Linked DNA regions of Homo sapiens: region 2 is linked to region 1. Evidence: read pairs that join two places in POLR2A ChIA-PET (ENCODE). Cell type or tissue: GM12878. All regions are shown on one strand. Links, peaks and the distances in the headings refer to the core of each region. The heading gives the core; the rest is flanking DNA.

Evidence for each region. ChIA-PET counts read pairs that join two places held together with the same protein. Peaks named below come from ENCODE experiments on the same cell type or tissue, not always from the same donor. Only the 100,000 strongest peaks of a DNase experiment are listed, where the experiment ranks them.
Region 2: POLR2A ChIA-PET joins it to region 1 with 5 read pairs; 3 of 35 experiments call an interaction of 5 or more read pairs at or near these places.

What each region holds. Positions count from the first base shown.
Region 1 is chr12:1,222,919-1,230,980 of GRCh38, reverse strand. All of the region lies in intron 12 of ERC1 (ELKS/RAB6-interacting/CAST family member 1), which reads right to left. Among named protein-coding and RNA genes, the nearest start is that of ERC1, 240 kb to the right of the region's middle. In GM12878, for the core only: no CTCF peak of the experiment used is centred there; a DNase peak (open chromatin) is centred at 4,353.
Region 2 is chr12:1,284,825-1,292,886 of GRCh38, reverse strand. It overlaps ERC1 (ELKS/RAB6-interacting/CAST family member 1), which reads right to left. Exons shown (of 19, transcript NM_178040.4): 15 at 2,875-3,035. Among named protein-coding and RNA genes, the nearest start is that of LINC00942, 210 kb to the left of the region's middle. In GM12878, for the core only: no CTCF peak of the experiment used is centred there; no DNase peak of the experiment used is centred there.

The sequences.
Region 1 (8,062 bases), core at 1,501-6,500:
GGCTACAAGAGACTCACTTTAGCTGTAAGGACACACACAGGCTGAAAACAAAAGGATAGAAAAAGATATTCCATGGAAATGGTAACCAAAAAAGAATAGAAATGGGCTTACTTATATCAGACACAATAGACTTTCAGTCACAAGAGACAAGGTTATTATACAACAATAAATGGGTCAATTCATCAAGAGAATATTACAATTGTAAATGTATTAATATATATGCATCCAACCTTAGAGCACCTAAAAATATAAAGCAAATACTAACAGAACTGAAGGGAGAAACAGACAGCAATACAATAACAAGAGAGGACTTTACTACCCCACTTTTAACAATGGATAGGTCAAACAGTCTGTCAATAAGAAAACATTAGACCTGAATAAGAGTATAGAGCAAATAACAGACTATATGAAACATCCATCCAACAGCAGCAGAAAACATATCCTTCTCAAGTACACATAGAGCATTCCCCAGAATATAACATATGTTAGGCCACAAAATTAAGTGTTAAATCCAACTATGTTAAAATCATATCAAGCATGTTTTTCAACTACAATGGTATAAAATTAGAAATCAATAATAGGAGGGAAATTTAAAAATTCACAAATACATGGAAAGTAAACAATATACTCCTGACAAAACCAATGGGTCAAAGAAGAAATCAAAAGGAGAGTCAAAAAGTCAGGCCAAGCGCGGTGGCTCACGCCTTTAATCCCAGCACTTTGGGAGACTGAGGTGGGCGGATCACTTGAGGTCAGGGGTTTGAGACTAGCCTGGCCAACATGGTGAAACCCCATCTGTATTAAGAATTAGCCAGGCGTGGTGGCACATGCCTGTAATCCCAGCTACTCAGGAGGCTGAGGCAGGAGAATCGCTTGAACCCGGGAGGCGGTGGTTGCAGTGAGCCAAGATTGTGCCATTGCACTCTAGCCTGGGTGACACAGTGAGACTCCAACTCAAAAAAAAAAAAAAAAAAAAGAGTCAAAAAGTATCTTCAGGCAAATAAAATGAAAACACAGCATTCTAAAACCTACAGAATACAGCAAAGCAGTTCAAAGAGACAAGTTTATGGCAATAAACTTTAAGAAAATAAAGATCTCAAACAACTTAACCTTACACCTCAAAAAAATAGAAAAAAGAACAACCTAAGCCCAAAGTTAGCTAAAGTAAGGAAATAATAAAGAAATAAATGGGAGACCAGAAAGAAAATTCTAAAAAATCAACATAATAGTTGTTTGTCAAAAGATAATCAAAATTGACAAGCTTTGAGCTAGAATAACTGAGAAAGAGAATTCAAATAAAGAAAATCAGACATGAAAGAGAAGACATTACAACTGATCCACAGGAGTACAAGGAGAATATTATGAAAATTAATACACCAACAACTTGGATAACCTAGAAGAAATGAATAAATTTCTAGAAACATATACCCTAAAGACTGAATCATTAAAACAACAACAACAACAAAATTGAAGACTTTTTTTTTAAAAGAGATTCATTCTTGCTTTGTTGTCCAGGCTGGGGCACAGTGACACCATCATAGTTCATCAAAATTCTGGGGTCAAAGGATCCTCCTGCCTCAGCCTCTCAAGTTGCTGCAACCACAGGCATGCACCGCTGCAACTAGTTAATTTTTTATTTTTTTGTAGAGACCAGTCTTGCTATGTTACCCAGTTTGGTCTCCAACTCCTGGTCTCAAGTGATCCTCCCACCTTGGCCTCCCAAAATGCTGGGATTACACACTGTACCTGGACAAGTGAAGACATATTAATAGCTGAACAGACCAATAACAAGAAAGAAGACTAAAGCAGTAGTCAAAAACCTCCCAACAAAGAAAAGCTGAGGACCAGATGGCTTCATAGCTGATTTCCACCAAACACTTAAGCACAAGCTAGTACCAATTCTTCTCAAATTCATCCAAAGAATTAAAGAGGCAGGAACACTTCCAAACTCATTTTAAAAGGCCAGTATTGCCCTTATACCAAGGCCAGATAAGGATACTATAAGAAAAGAAAATTACAGGTCAATAGTACTGATGAAACTAGACGCAAAACTTTCAACAAAATACTAGGAAACTGAATTCAACAGCACATTAAAAGGACCATTCACTATAATCAAGTGGTTATTTGCAAGGATAGTTCAAAATACACAAATTAATAAACGTCATACACCACACTAACAGAATGAACGATAAAAATCACACAATCATCTGAAAAAGTATTTGACAAAATTAAATATCCTTTCATGATAAAGACTCTCAATAAATTAGGTAAAGAAGGAATGTACCTCAACACAACAATAAAGGCCATATATGATTAGCCCACAGCCGATAAATCTAACGGTGAAAAGTTGAAAGCTTTTCCCCTAACATCAGGAACAAGAAAAGGGAGTCCACTCTCACCACCTCTTCAACAGAATATTCGAAGTCCTAGTCAATTAGGCAAGAAAAAGAACTAAATGGCACACAAACTGGAAAATACAAGATAAACTGTCTCTATTTGCAAATGACATGACCTCATACATAGAAAACCCTAAAGCCTGCATAAAAAAATTGTTAAAAACTATTATAGTAAGTTCAGTAAAGTTGCAGAATATAAAATATACAAAAATTAGTTGTATATTTTTGTATACAACTGGCTGAAAGATTTGTACACTAAAAACTAGAAGACAAAGGAATTGAAAAAGATACATACAAATGGAAAGATAATCTGTTCATGAATTGAAACAATTAATGTTGTTAAAATGTCCATACTACTCAAAGCAATCTATGGATTCAATGCAGCCTCTATCAAAATACCAATGGCATTGTTTCACAAAAACAGAAAAAAGAATCCTAAACTTCGTATGGAACCATAAAAGACCGTGAATAGCCAATTGTGAGTAAGAAGAACAAAGCTGGAGTCATCACACTTTCGGATTTCAAACTATGTTACAAATCTAAACACTATGGTACCAGCATGAAAACAGACATCTATACCAATGGAACAGAATAGAAAACCCAGAAATAAATGCATGCATTTACAGTTAATTGGTCTTTGATAAAGATGCCAAGAACACACATTGGGGAAAGTATAATCTCTTCAATAAATGGTGTTGGGGAAACTGGATATCTACATGCAGGAGAATGAAATTGGACCCTTATCCCTGACCATACACAGAAATTGACTCAAAATGGATTAGACTTAAACATAAGACCTAAAACTTTAAAACTAGTAGAAGAAAACACTGGGGAAAGAAAACTTCCTGATGTGGGTCTGCACAATGATTTTTTGGACATGACCCCAAAAGCACAGGCAACAAAAGCAAGAATAGACAAATGGGACTGCGTCAAACTAAAAGGCTTCTGCACAGCAATGCAAGCAATCAACAGAGTAAAGAGACAACTTAAAGAATGGGAAAAAATGCTTGCAAACCTATCTGATAAGGAGTTAATATTCAAAATGTCTAGATAACTCAATAGCAAGAAAACAACCTGATTTTAAAATGGGCAAAGGATCTGAATAGACATTTCTCGAAAGAAGACTTTAAATGGCCAAATGGTCACCAGGTATATGGAAAAATGCTCAACAGGCCAAAGGATAGCTAAATGTGAAAATACGCTCAACATCACAGGAAGATGCAAATCAAAACCACAATGAGATATCACCTCATACCAGTTAGAATGGATACTATGAAAAAGACAAAAGATAACAAGTATTGGCAAGGATGTGGAGAAAAGAGAATCCTGGTACACTGTTGGTGGGAGTGTAAACTGGCACAGCCATTATGGAAAACGGTAAGAAGGTTCCTCTAAACATTAGAAACAGAACTACCATATGACTCAGCAATGTCACTTCTGCTACACATCAAAAACAACTGAAATCAGGATCTGCACTCCCATATCACTGCAGTATTAGTCACGATAGCCAAAATGTGAAACAACATAAGTGTGCATCAGATGAATGGATAAAGAAAATGTGGCATATATAATCAAATGGAATATTTATCAGCCATAAAACAAAAAGGAGGCCAGGCACAGTGGCTCACGCCTGTAATCCCAACACTTTGGGAGGCCGAGGCAGGTGGATCACTTGAGGCCAGAAGTTTGAGGCCAGCCTGGCCAACATGGCGCAACCCCATCTCTACTAAAAACAGAAAAATTAGCCAGGCCTGGTGGTACACACCTGTAATCCCAGCTACTCAAGAGGCTGAGGCAGAAAAATTGCTTGAGCTCAGGAGGTGGAGGCTGCAGTGAGCCGAGACTACGCCACTGCACTCCAGCCTGGGTGACAGAGTGAGACTGTTTCGAAACAAGAACAAAAGGGAAATACTGCCACTTGTGATATGAATGAACCTAAAAACATCAAATTCACAGAACTCAGAGAAAGTAGAACGGTGGTTTCTAGAGGGTTGGGAAAGGGGGAGATCGTGGAAGATGTTTGTCAAAGGGCATAAACTTTCAGTTACAGAAGATGAGTAAGTTCTGAAGATCCAGTGTACAGCATGGTAGACTATAATTAATAATACTGTTCGGCGCACTTGAAATTTGCTAAGAGCAGATCTTAAGGGTTCTAACAACACACACAACAAGTGGTAACTATGTGAGGTGATAAAGGTGTTAATTAGCTTGATTGTGCTAATCCTTCACAATGTATACATGTATCAGATCATGTGGTACACCGTACTTAAATGCATGCTATTTTATCAATTTATAGCTCAATAAAGCTGGGAAAAATTATTCAAGATAAAATCATGAATTAATGACACAGATGATGAGATAATTCATTCTCCATTGAAAATGCACACTAAGAAGTTACATTTTAGATCTCCATTTTTGGCCATCTTCAATATCTACAGAAGAATTCAGCCACAGACAATATAATAAAATCAGTTATCACTAGAGGAAATAAAAAGAAAAATAATGTTTATATTTATTCTCCTTACTCTATAATTTTTTATTTCTCATTTTAACAATCTGATATCAATTATATTAACTAATGGAAAAAGCAGACTGGCTCCTGGCATTAGAGAAGACAAACAAATGGAGAAAAATTCTGTTTTTATGAATCAAATTGCTTTTTCTCAAAATTAAGTTCCTCCTAACATTCATTTACTAGATGCAAAAATTTTGCTCTGTTTTAAGAGAGAGAAAAAAATTTAAATGGTGCAGAAATTCCTTTCACCTTGCATTTGTGAATTATTCCAGATGGTGCTGGCAACCTTTAATGCCAATAGCAGTAGCCTGGTTATTTGGGGCATTATGACATGTGGAATAAATAACTGAATTAAAACTACTAGACTATGTTTTGGTTAGAAGGTAGATATTTAATCCAATCAAAGCCAATTTCATTCCTCAGCACTTTCCATCACAATTATATCGAAGAGTAAGTGATTTTAAAAATCCTACTTTACCTACAAATCATAAAACTAGGTTATGGTGTTTTTAGTCGTGTTTCAGAAAAAACAATTCAAGAAATTCATTACCCTCATCCTATCCAATCAACCACTCCGTGTGTGTGTGTGTGTGTGTGTGTGTGTGTGTGTGTGTGTGTGTAAGAGACAGCCTCATTTTGTTGTCCTGGCTGTAGTAGAGTGGCGTGATCATAGCTCACTACAGCCTTGAACTCCTGGGCTCAATTGATCCTCCTGCCTCAGCCTCCCAAGTAGCTGGGACTATAGGCACACATCACCATGCTCAGCTAATTTTTGTAGAGACAGCACCTTGCTATGTTGCCCAGGCTGGTCTTGAACTCCTGGCCCCAAGTGATCCTCTCGTCTCAGACTCCTGAGTTGCTGAGATTACAGGTGTGAGCATTCCACCTGGCTCACAGACATACTAATGACTACCTCCATCAACTCCAAAAAGACATAATAAAATGCTAACTAAGGAATACAGAGCATGATCCCAAATGTATGTATATACACACATATAATGAAGAATATTAAGATGGACAAATTAAGCATGTTTTTTTCTTTTTGTTTTTTGAAAATTCATTTTCTTTTCTTTTCTTTCTTTCTTTCTTTTTAGACAAGGTCTCACTTACTCACCTAGGCTAAACTGCAGTGGCACAATCATAGCTCATTTCCCAGGCTCAAATGATCGTCCTATGTCAGCCTCCCAAGTAGCCGGGACTATAGACGTATGCCACCATGCCTGGCTAATTTTGTTATTGCTGTTTATTTTTTGTAGAGATGAGGTCTCACTATGTTGCCCAGGCTGGTCTCAAACTCCTGGGCTTAAGCAATCCTCCAGCCTCAGCCTCCCAAAGTGCTGGGATCACAGGAGTGAGCTACAGCGCCCAGCCTATTTTTTTTTCTTTTTTATCATTTTTTTACAGTTTCTAAATTTTCTACTTCAGACATAAAATATTTTAAAATTTTCTTTAAAAGTTGTTTCTAAAAAGAGATATGGTTGTATCTCAAAATAGGTTGTTTGCCTATATCAGACTAGATATACAAAGTAGTACAGTATGGCACATTTTTTTGGTCTTTGATTCTTTTAAGTTTTTGGTCTTTGATTTTCTTAATCCATTTTCTTTTCATATTTTAAATCTCCTATCTTTAGTTTCACCACTATTATTTCTTCACCTTCACTCTATAGGCTAAAGGATGACTATCAAGATAAAATGGTTTTATCTATGATAGGCAACCAAGAAAAGTATAGAAAATTGTGAGACAATTAAATCAATCTCTTGCCTACCCCCACCTTCTCGTCCTGTGTATGCGTGTCTGTCTGTGTACGTGTGTGTGTGCATGCACATGGTTTTATGAATGTATGCATAGTTCTGAATTCATGAATTAACTGGAAAAGATGAAAACACACAATGATTTTCTTGCCTCATTATTATCCTTTTCAATACTGTTTCTCTGGGAAGAGATATAAGAGGGAGTATCATCTAAATATAAGTTAAAAGAGTAAAAGGAGGGTATTTCTGGAATGTATATTTAGGAAAAAACATTCTGAGACATAACAGAACTTGTGAAATGAGGAATTTCCTTCTTTTTCCTTATAAGTAGATTAACATCTAGTTTGATTTGAATCTAAATTCTCAAGAAAACCCAGATGTTAGTAAATTCCTATCGTGAGGTGCCATGGATTTAATGGTTTAGTAAATTTATTAAAACTCTCTCAACTGCTGTTTTGCCTGAACTAATCTGAATTTAATTCATAGTGAACATAGATGTTTTACCATTCTTCAAGCAGGAAGAGGACAAATTAGAGCAATTCATAAATAAATTAATGCTTTAAAATTAGATTCACAATTGCTAAGCTCCCAACTATTATAATAAACAGTGAAATGATGAATAAAAGATTTAACTCTCTCCACCAGCACACAGATGTAAGCAAACAAAAGTGTAAGAAGACAGAAAAACGAAGATGGGAAAGAAAATAGTAGTTGAATTTTTACTTGTCTCTGCCACCAGAAGTTTTACAAAATGTGGTCCACCATCTTGCTATCTAAAGTGTGATCCATGAACTTATATCATGAATATCACCTTAGTGTTTGGTAGAAACACCCAATCTCAGGTTGACGCCAGACCTATTAAATCAGAATCTGCACTTTAACGAGGTTCCCAGGGGATATGAATACACACTAAATGCACAATGTTAAGAAACAACAGTCAATGCAGACTATGCCAGGCAGGCTTTGCCCATATTTACTTTGTTATTGCTGCTCTAAGCCTCTGTCTCTTAAAATCCAAACTCAAATTTAGGTAAATCTATTAGATCACAACTATTATGGATGCTCCTAACTCCCATACCACTTTAACTGAATCTATCTTATGACATGTTGACTTGTTCTCCACATTAGGGAGGGAGTCTACATACCTGTTTTACTGTACTTTATGAACATGCCTTCCTAGAGGTTAAAGTCCTCCTCTGATATATTTTCAAAATCCACAATTCCTAGTACAGTTCCTTGTGGTTTATAGGTGCTCATTAAACATTTGTTGAACAAATGCGTAAAAAGGAAACTAATCATACCCTACTGACAAATCCACCCAAAACAAAACTCTGAGGGAAAATACAGTTTGTTTGAAGCTCTAAAACAATGGAATTACTAAAAAATAAATATCTTCCTT
Region 2 (8,062 bases), core at 1,548-6,547, 62 kb before region 1:
GCGTGAGCCACCACGTCCAGCCAATTTTTTATATTTTCAGTAGAGACGGGGTTTCACCATGTTGGCCAGGCTGGTCTAGAACTCCTGACCTCAGGTGATCCACCCGCCTCGGCCTCCCAAAGTGTTGGGATTACAGGTGTGAACCACCGTGCCCGGCCTGTTAACAGCTCTCTTAATCACAATTGTACTCTACTTTTCTCTCCTAACAGTCAATAATTTTTTAAATGTCAGAATTTAGTACTGGACTCTTCTTAGGTACATATGAAAATTTATTCTCTGTTTGTGGGAGACCTTTTTTTGGCCAGAAAGCATCTCATGAGTATATAATTTAACACAGAGATATTTGGATTTCTCTGCCAGCTTTACTTGTTTCCAGAGAAGACCAGTCTTCTAAACATGTCTGTCTAGTCAGTTCAGGAGATTCTAATATTTTTCCTTTTTCACCTGTGTTGACATCATCTTTTAAATCATATTTATTTATTTTTTAAGCTCCCAATGAGTATAGTGATTTAACTTCTACTCGTTGGTTTCATTCTTTGAATGACTTACAACTAACTGCCTGCATATAGGAGGCTACCTATTGAATAGCTCTAAACTCTCAATGAAACCAAAGAGCTCTGCCACCCCTTCCCTGAACAAACCAGTTGTCAGGGCAGTCAAATTCACAGCTTAATAAAAATTTTATTAAAAATAAAAAATGGACTTGTAAAATTTATTCTGAATGCTAATGTAGGGTGGGCCTGCAGGAGGAGTTTGAATGCAGGGCAGTGTCGAATGAACTAGTTCATCTAGAATTCTTAACAGTGAACCTCATGACCTCAACTGATACTTAAAATTTATTACAGTTATTACAGTTGTTATTTTATTATTTTTCCCCTGCTCCCTTTTATCCTTTCTTTCTTAAGGGAAAAACGCTAACATAAAAGTGGAATAAAAAAGTAATGGTTAACAAAACCACAGCATAAGGAAGAGAAGACCCATTGTGGGATCTGCCAATTAAAACGTTCCTCCTCTCCAGGGCTGGCTATAACCAACGCAAATGTTTCCAATGCACCACTGGCAGGCTACCAAGTGAACCGTTTTACGTCTCCCCAAACTTACGGTCACCATTTATCTGTAACAGACGCTCAAAAATTACATTAATATATGCTAGGAATGGAAAATAGCTATTAAATCATTTCTCTTGGCTTGATGAAGTCAGGATTATTCCAGAAAACAAAGCTATTCTAGTGCTTTGCTGAAGAATTTTCTATGCAAATGGGCCAACTACCTTTTCCTGAGGGAAGACTCTGTCTTATTCTAGCTCCAGAGTCACACATACGCATGTTTCAGTCTCCCTGCACACTTCATTCCCCTCATATTTCTGCCTCTCAAGTTCTCTAGGTAGACTAAATCTTTTCACTTGTTCAATGATCAATAATTGAATAATTTAAACCTTTAAAATATGGTGGGTCCTGCAGTGACTACAGAGTGAAGAATCTAGTGTCATTGCCAACAGTCACAGGGAGGACTTTCCTTTCTCTACTTAAACCTGCAAGCTTTTTTCTGATGATGCTACTCGGAACTCTAACCTCTCTTAATTCTCCCCCTATGCCAATCCACTTCCGGCTTCACTTACACATTACTTCCAAGACATATCACTCATAATGCTTTTCTAAAAGGACAGAATCTCGTAGCCTTGCACTATAGCCCAAGAACGTGAAAGCACAGAGGACACCTCAACATTCTTGGGTTGCAGTCACAATATCACAATCATCATGTCCCATGAGAATTCATGCTAAGGTATTATGGCAAGATTCTGTACAGCTCTATTATTCAGGTATTCAAAGTTTACTGATAGTTCAAAGTAGCAGAAAAGTAAACTGATGTCAGTTTAAAGCACTAGTTGGAGTGAAAAAATTTTATTTTAGGCCAAAGACAGACTGTGCATTTATGCAGAGAAGAAGTGAGCAAGGGTCACGTGAGAAAGAACTGACAGTGAAAGGCTGCTGAGGCGGGGACTTGAAATCTGTGACAGAAAGAAGAATCTGGCCTTATGAAGGAGAAAAAAACCTATTCTCTGAGACAGAAAAGAAGACAACAAAAATAAAGATAACTGCTCACAGAACGAGGGTAACTGAGGGTAACTGAGGGATCCCAGGATAGACCTGGTTTCAGTAAAATAGCAGTAGGGTCTTTAGGTAAGGGGAAGGATTAGGAATGGTAAATGAGAGGGTACAACTGGATTTTCAAAAGACACATGTTTGTTTTAAACAGAAGGTCACTGAGAAGTAAAAGAAACATCTACTATGTATTAGCAGATGTATACATGCTTCACAACAGATTATGGTCTCAGCAACCTACAAAATGTGGGGGAAGCAGGAAAATGTGTATAGCAAAGCTCTGCTAAAAGTGACAATTTTCTAAAAATTGGCTTCCAGTGTGGCAAAATGGTAACTACTGAATCTTGGAGACAGGTATATGGGGGTTCATTCTCTCTACCTGTGTGTACCTTTGGAAATGTTTACAATAAAAAATGTGTTTAAAAATTGCCTAGTCTTCATACAACCTCAGAACCAACAGCCCTCTTCCCCAGTAAGCTCGCCATTTTGCCTGAACTTTCCAGAAGATTTTAGGAATTTCAGAGAGGTAATTACACACAGATATGTATAAGCCAGAGGATTTAAAAATCATTAAAGAGGAACCAAAAATATTTCTATTTGATCAGGATTTGTTCCACCTTTGACCAAATTTATTCTAGAGAGTGAGAAATACAAGTTAGCACTAAAATTAAGTAAGTGTATTGGGGTAAAACACAGAGCCAGAAGATGAATGCAGGGAGAAAAAGTATTTCCACTAAGCATATGCTTGAAGAATAAGACTACAAACACTTACTTCATCTCCAGAACTTCCTCTAAGTGTTTCCTTCTCTCTGCCCGAAGATTAGTCAAGTGAGTTTCCTTTTCTGCCAGAGACTGCTGGGTGGAGGACAGCTTTGCTTTCATGGATTCTAGTTCCTGCTTTACCTTCTCCATGGCCATCAGTAACTCCTCCACCTATCATAAATATGGGAAAGAGAACAACAGAGTGTCTTGATCAATCAGAGTCAGAGGACCTGGGTAACACGCAACTCCTGGGTCCAGAAAATTGAAGAGACGCAGGAACACATTGAAAATTCTGTACTCTTTCTGGATCAGTTATGTGTGTGTATATATCAAGAATCAATATAGCAGATAATAACATCCCTACAGTATAATTCTTTTCAGCTTAGGTCAGAAAGAACTTAATACATGCAAGGGCATACAAGTTATCAGTTTAAGAAGTCGCACGCTGCCACAGACAATACCTTTTAAGGAAGTTCTTTGGAAATGACCCAGAAATTTCCATGGAAATAATACAATACAAATATAAAAAAATATACAGAACGATTTTAGGAAATAAAAGACATAAACTTGGCAAATAACAGATTTCCTGTATACATAGACGAATAATTTTTAGTCCTCTAAACTAAAATTTTCCTATTTACATCATTAAGAAGAATTTCTTTTTAAAGAAACTGCTAGAATTCAATCAGACAATTTCTTGCTCTAAATCCAGGTAGGTAGGGTTTCTTTTTTAAGGAAGGCAGGAAGGAAATATAACCCTATATACCTATATAACTATACAGGCATATATATACCTATATACTACATAGGCAGTGTATATATATATATTATATATATACTATATATTATATAGGCAGGAAGGAAATATATCCCTATATACCTATATAGTTATGTGTGTGTGTGTGTGTGTGTGTGTGTGTGTGTGTGTGTGTGTGTGTACATACCAGATAGAAAGGAGACAGAATGCTTTAAAAATGACATGGGGAAAAAAAAAAAGCCTTGACAGCAACAGACCTGAAAAACAACAAACAAAAAGCCACCAGAGAAGACAGACAAAATGCTAAAACATAAGGAAAAGAAACTAAGAGAGCAAGGTAAGTACTTTATCAGTAATTTCCACTTATTCCAGGTGGCTACCAAATCAGAATTATTTAAATAAACTTGTTCATTTTAATTCAGAAGCAAATGTAATCAAACAGCCAACTGCATCAATTACAAGACTTTATGTTAGGTTGTTAATTGCCAAGAAATAATCTTGGTAATAACCAGTCTTTTCAGAAGTAGAAGGTAGGGCAGGTAGAGGTGGGGCATTTGCCATTCATTGACTCCTACATAAACCCCATTTGTGTGATACTAAAACAGAGAAACCTAGAGTCAAAAATCAGCATGACAAATCAAAGTTGTTTCACTGACCCTTGGAAATTAGTGCTTCCTACCTAAACAAAGTTTCCACGTTGATTGGTAACAGCTGTTAAACAATGATAGTAAGCAAATGCATTTAGTTTTTTTGGCACCTGAATTTTTTTATCCTTCCAGAAGTGAGCAAGTTAAATGTCTTCAGCTAACAGCATCCTCACAGTCCCAGTTGCCATAAGAATATATTGTTACGGCCGGGCGCTGTGGCTCGTGCCTGTAATCTCAGCACTTTGGGAGGCCAAGGCCGGTGGATCACCTGAGGTCAGGAGTTCGAGACTAGCCTGGCCAACATGGCAAAACCCTGTCTCTACTAAACAAACAAACAAACAAAAAAGAGAATATATTGCTATGTAATATACTGGGATATGTATTTGCATATCTGCAAGCTTTACATGAACATATACCATTGATTCCATTTTATCAGTTTAATTCATGTAAAATTTTATCTAAAACTGGGTACAAATAATACACCAAGCTATGTTTTTATAACATAAAATCAGTAATGGATAAGAACCATAATCTATACTGATCTACAGGTTCAACATAATCTCTATGAAAATCTGAGCTGTTGTCTTTTTCAAGATGTTTTTGGCTATTCTGGCTCCTTTTTATTTCCATGTGAATTTGAGAATCAGCTTGTCAATTTCTGCAAAAAAACTCAGAGCCAACCATGCTCACCCTCCATGTATGTGAACGAGAAATAAATGCTTGGTATTGTCTGTACCTTAGTCAGAATTCTCCAGAGAAACAGAGTGTATATGTGTAAATAAAGACTTATTATAAGAAACTGGCTCATGAATCACAAGATCTATAGGGTGAACTGGCAAGCTGGAGACCCAGGAAAGCCAGTGGCATAGTTCCAACCCAAATCCAAAGGCTTGAAAAGCCAGGAGAGCCAATGGTATAGCTCCAGTCTGAAGGCGAGCAGGCTCCAGACCCAGGAAGAGCCAGGGTTTCAGTCTGAGTCTGAATGAATGCAAGGAAAAGCTAATGTCCCAGTTCGAAGGCAGTCAGGCAGAGGGAATTCTCTCTCACTTGGGAAAGATCAGAGTTTTGTTCTACTCAGGCCTTTAACTGACTGGATAAGGCCCACCCACATCAGGGAGGGCAATCCACTATACTCAATTTTGCTGACTTAAATGTTAGTCTCATCCCCAAATACCCTCACAGAAACACCCAGAATACTGTCGGAGCAAGTATCCGGGCACCCCGTAGCCAGTCAAGTCAACATATAAAGTTAACCATCACAATATGCTACTGATATTTTGTGGTTGTTCGTTATACAATATCTGATTGATAAACTTTGTAAGAGTTTTAAAGTATTGCTTTTCATGTTTAGTCCTTAATCCATCTGGAATTCATTTTTGTATATGGTATGAGGCAGGGGTCTGATTTCATTTTTCCCCATATGGATAGCCAATGTGCAGTACCATTTATTTAAAAATCTATTCTATCTTAACCTTTGATATATATCAAGTATACTCACAAGCATGGATATTTCTGCACTTTCTATTATGATCCACTCTTTTGCCTAGTCCTGTACCAATACTACATTCATTATCTTAATTATTATCACTTTATAAGGCTTGATATCTAATAAGTCTCAGCTTGTTCTCTTCAAGAGCATCTTAGCTATTCTTGAACTTCTGCAAAAATATTTAGATTTTATCATATGCCAGGTACTGTTCTAGAACACGTAATGAACTAGATATATTTTTAGAACTTTAATATCTTTCATAAAGTTTAATAATTTTTCTCATTAAAATGTTAAACATCCTAATAATATTTATTCCTAGGTACTTTATATGCTTAATTTTCTAGTAAACAGTATCGTTTTTACAAAAAATGTAAATTTTCTGTTCAGTGCAGATTACGGAAATTGAATCTGTATCTAGCAGTCTTCTTAAATGCTCTTACTGACAGATTTTGAAGTTTACTATATAGACAAATATGGTAGTTTTCTTTCTTTTCTTGTAATTCTTATAATATTCACTTCTTTCACTTGCCATGCTGCATAATCTAGAATGACTACTACAACGCTGTACAGACATGGTGATAGCATGCATTCTATTTTATTCCTATCTTTAAAAAGAATCCTTTATAAGTTTTATCTACAAGTAGTGTAATTTTTAATAGATACCCTTTATTAAGTTAAGGAAATTCCCTTGTATTGCTAGGTAGTTAAGAATTTTTGAAAATTATAAATGAATGTTAAATTTTCTGCATTTCTTGAGATGAACACTTAACTTTTCTTCTATCATCTTTTACTGTGATGGATTATAGTAATTAGTTTTCTTTTTTTTTTTTTTTTTTGAGATGGAGTCTTGCCCTGTTGCCCAGGCTGGAGTGCAGTGGAGTGATCTCAGCTCACTGCAACCTCCATCTCCCCAGTTCAAGCAATTCTCCTGCCTCAGCTTCCCAAGTAGCTGAGATTACAGGTATGCACCACCACGTCTGGTTAATTTTTGTGTTTTTAGTAGAGACGGGGTTTTGCCACGTTGGCCAGGCTGGTCTTGAACTCCTGACTTCAAGTGATCCACCTGCCTTGGCCTCCCAAAGTGCTGGGACTCCATCTCTACAAAAAATTAACCACGCCTAGCCAGGATTACAGTAGTTTTCTACTGTTAAGCCAACCTTGAACTCTTGGAATAAAACTTGCTCATGCACATTTTTCTTTTTTGTGTACACTAATTTTGGATTGGTCTGATTATGTTTAGGAATTTTTCTACATGTTCAGGATTGAGACAGGCCTAAGCTTTTCTTTTCCTGTATTAACTTGTAAAGTTTTGATATAAAGTTATGTGAACCTTATTAAATATGTTGTTGAGTGATTGTTCCCTCTCTTTTATATTTCCAAATTGTGTCTGTAAGATTGAAATTATTTGCTCCTTGTATATTTGCCAAAAGTTACCAATATAAATCTCTGGGCTTGAAATTTGTAGGAAAAATTTTTATTACTGCCTCATTTTTCTCAGGTTTTCTTTTTCATATTTAGCTGGCTTTGCTAAGTTCAATTTTTCCTGGCATTTGGTCATTTAGTCTAAATTTTCAAATGTGCTGGCAAAGATATCTTTATATCTTTCTAGCACCTACAAGACTAGTAGTTGTGAACCCTCTATCATTCTAAAATAAATATTGTTCATTGTGCCATTTTTCTTTTTTCTTTTAGTCTCACCAAAGACCAGCTGACTTTCTTGGTGTTTTCAAAGAATGAATTTTGGGCTTTGTGGATTTGTTTTATAAAAGAGTGACAGGGATTTGGTTTCCCACTTGACTATCTTGGGCTGCCTTGATCTTTTCTTTTATCCTATGAAGATATAAAACCCAATGTTCAATAATTATCAAGTACTTATTTTTGAATTCCCTACCTGTTCATCCCCTGACCTGAGAATTTCTTACCTTTTTGCCAAGATATAAATGCAATTTTATTGACTATCTTCAATTGTTTCTGTGAAAGTTACTTCCCCAGCATCAAGTCTGTCATGTTTAAGGACACATTTTACCCTTCATTCAAAACTCTTACTTCCAAAGCAAACAAAAAAAAATTCGATTAAAATATGAGCAAAAGATCTCTATAGACATTTCTCAAAAGAAGACATAAAAATAAAGCCAAAAGTTATATGAAAAATGTTTGACATCACTAATCATCAAAGAAACGCAAACCAAAACCACAGTGAAGCTGGGAGTGGTGGCTCATGCCTGTAATTCCAGGAGGCCAAGGCAGGAGGAAGGGGTTTGAGGCCAGCCTAGGCCACAGAGTGAGACTTCATCTCTACAAAAAA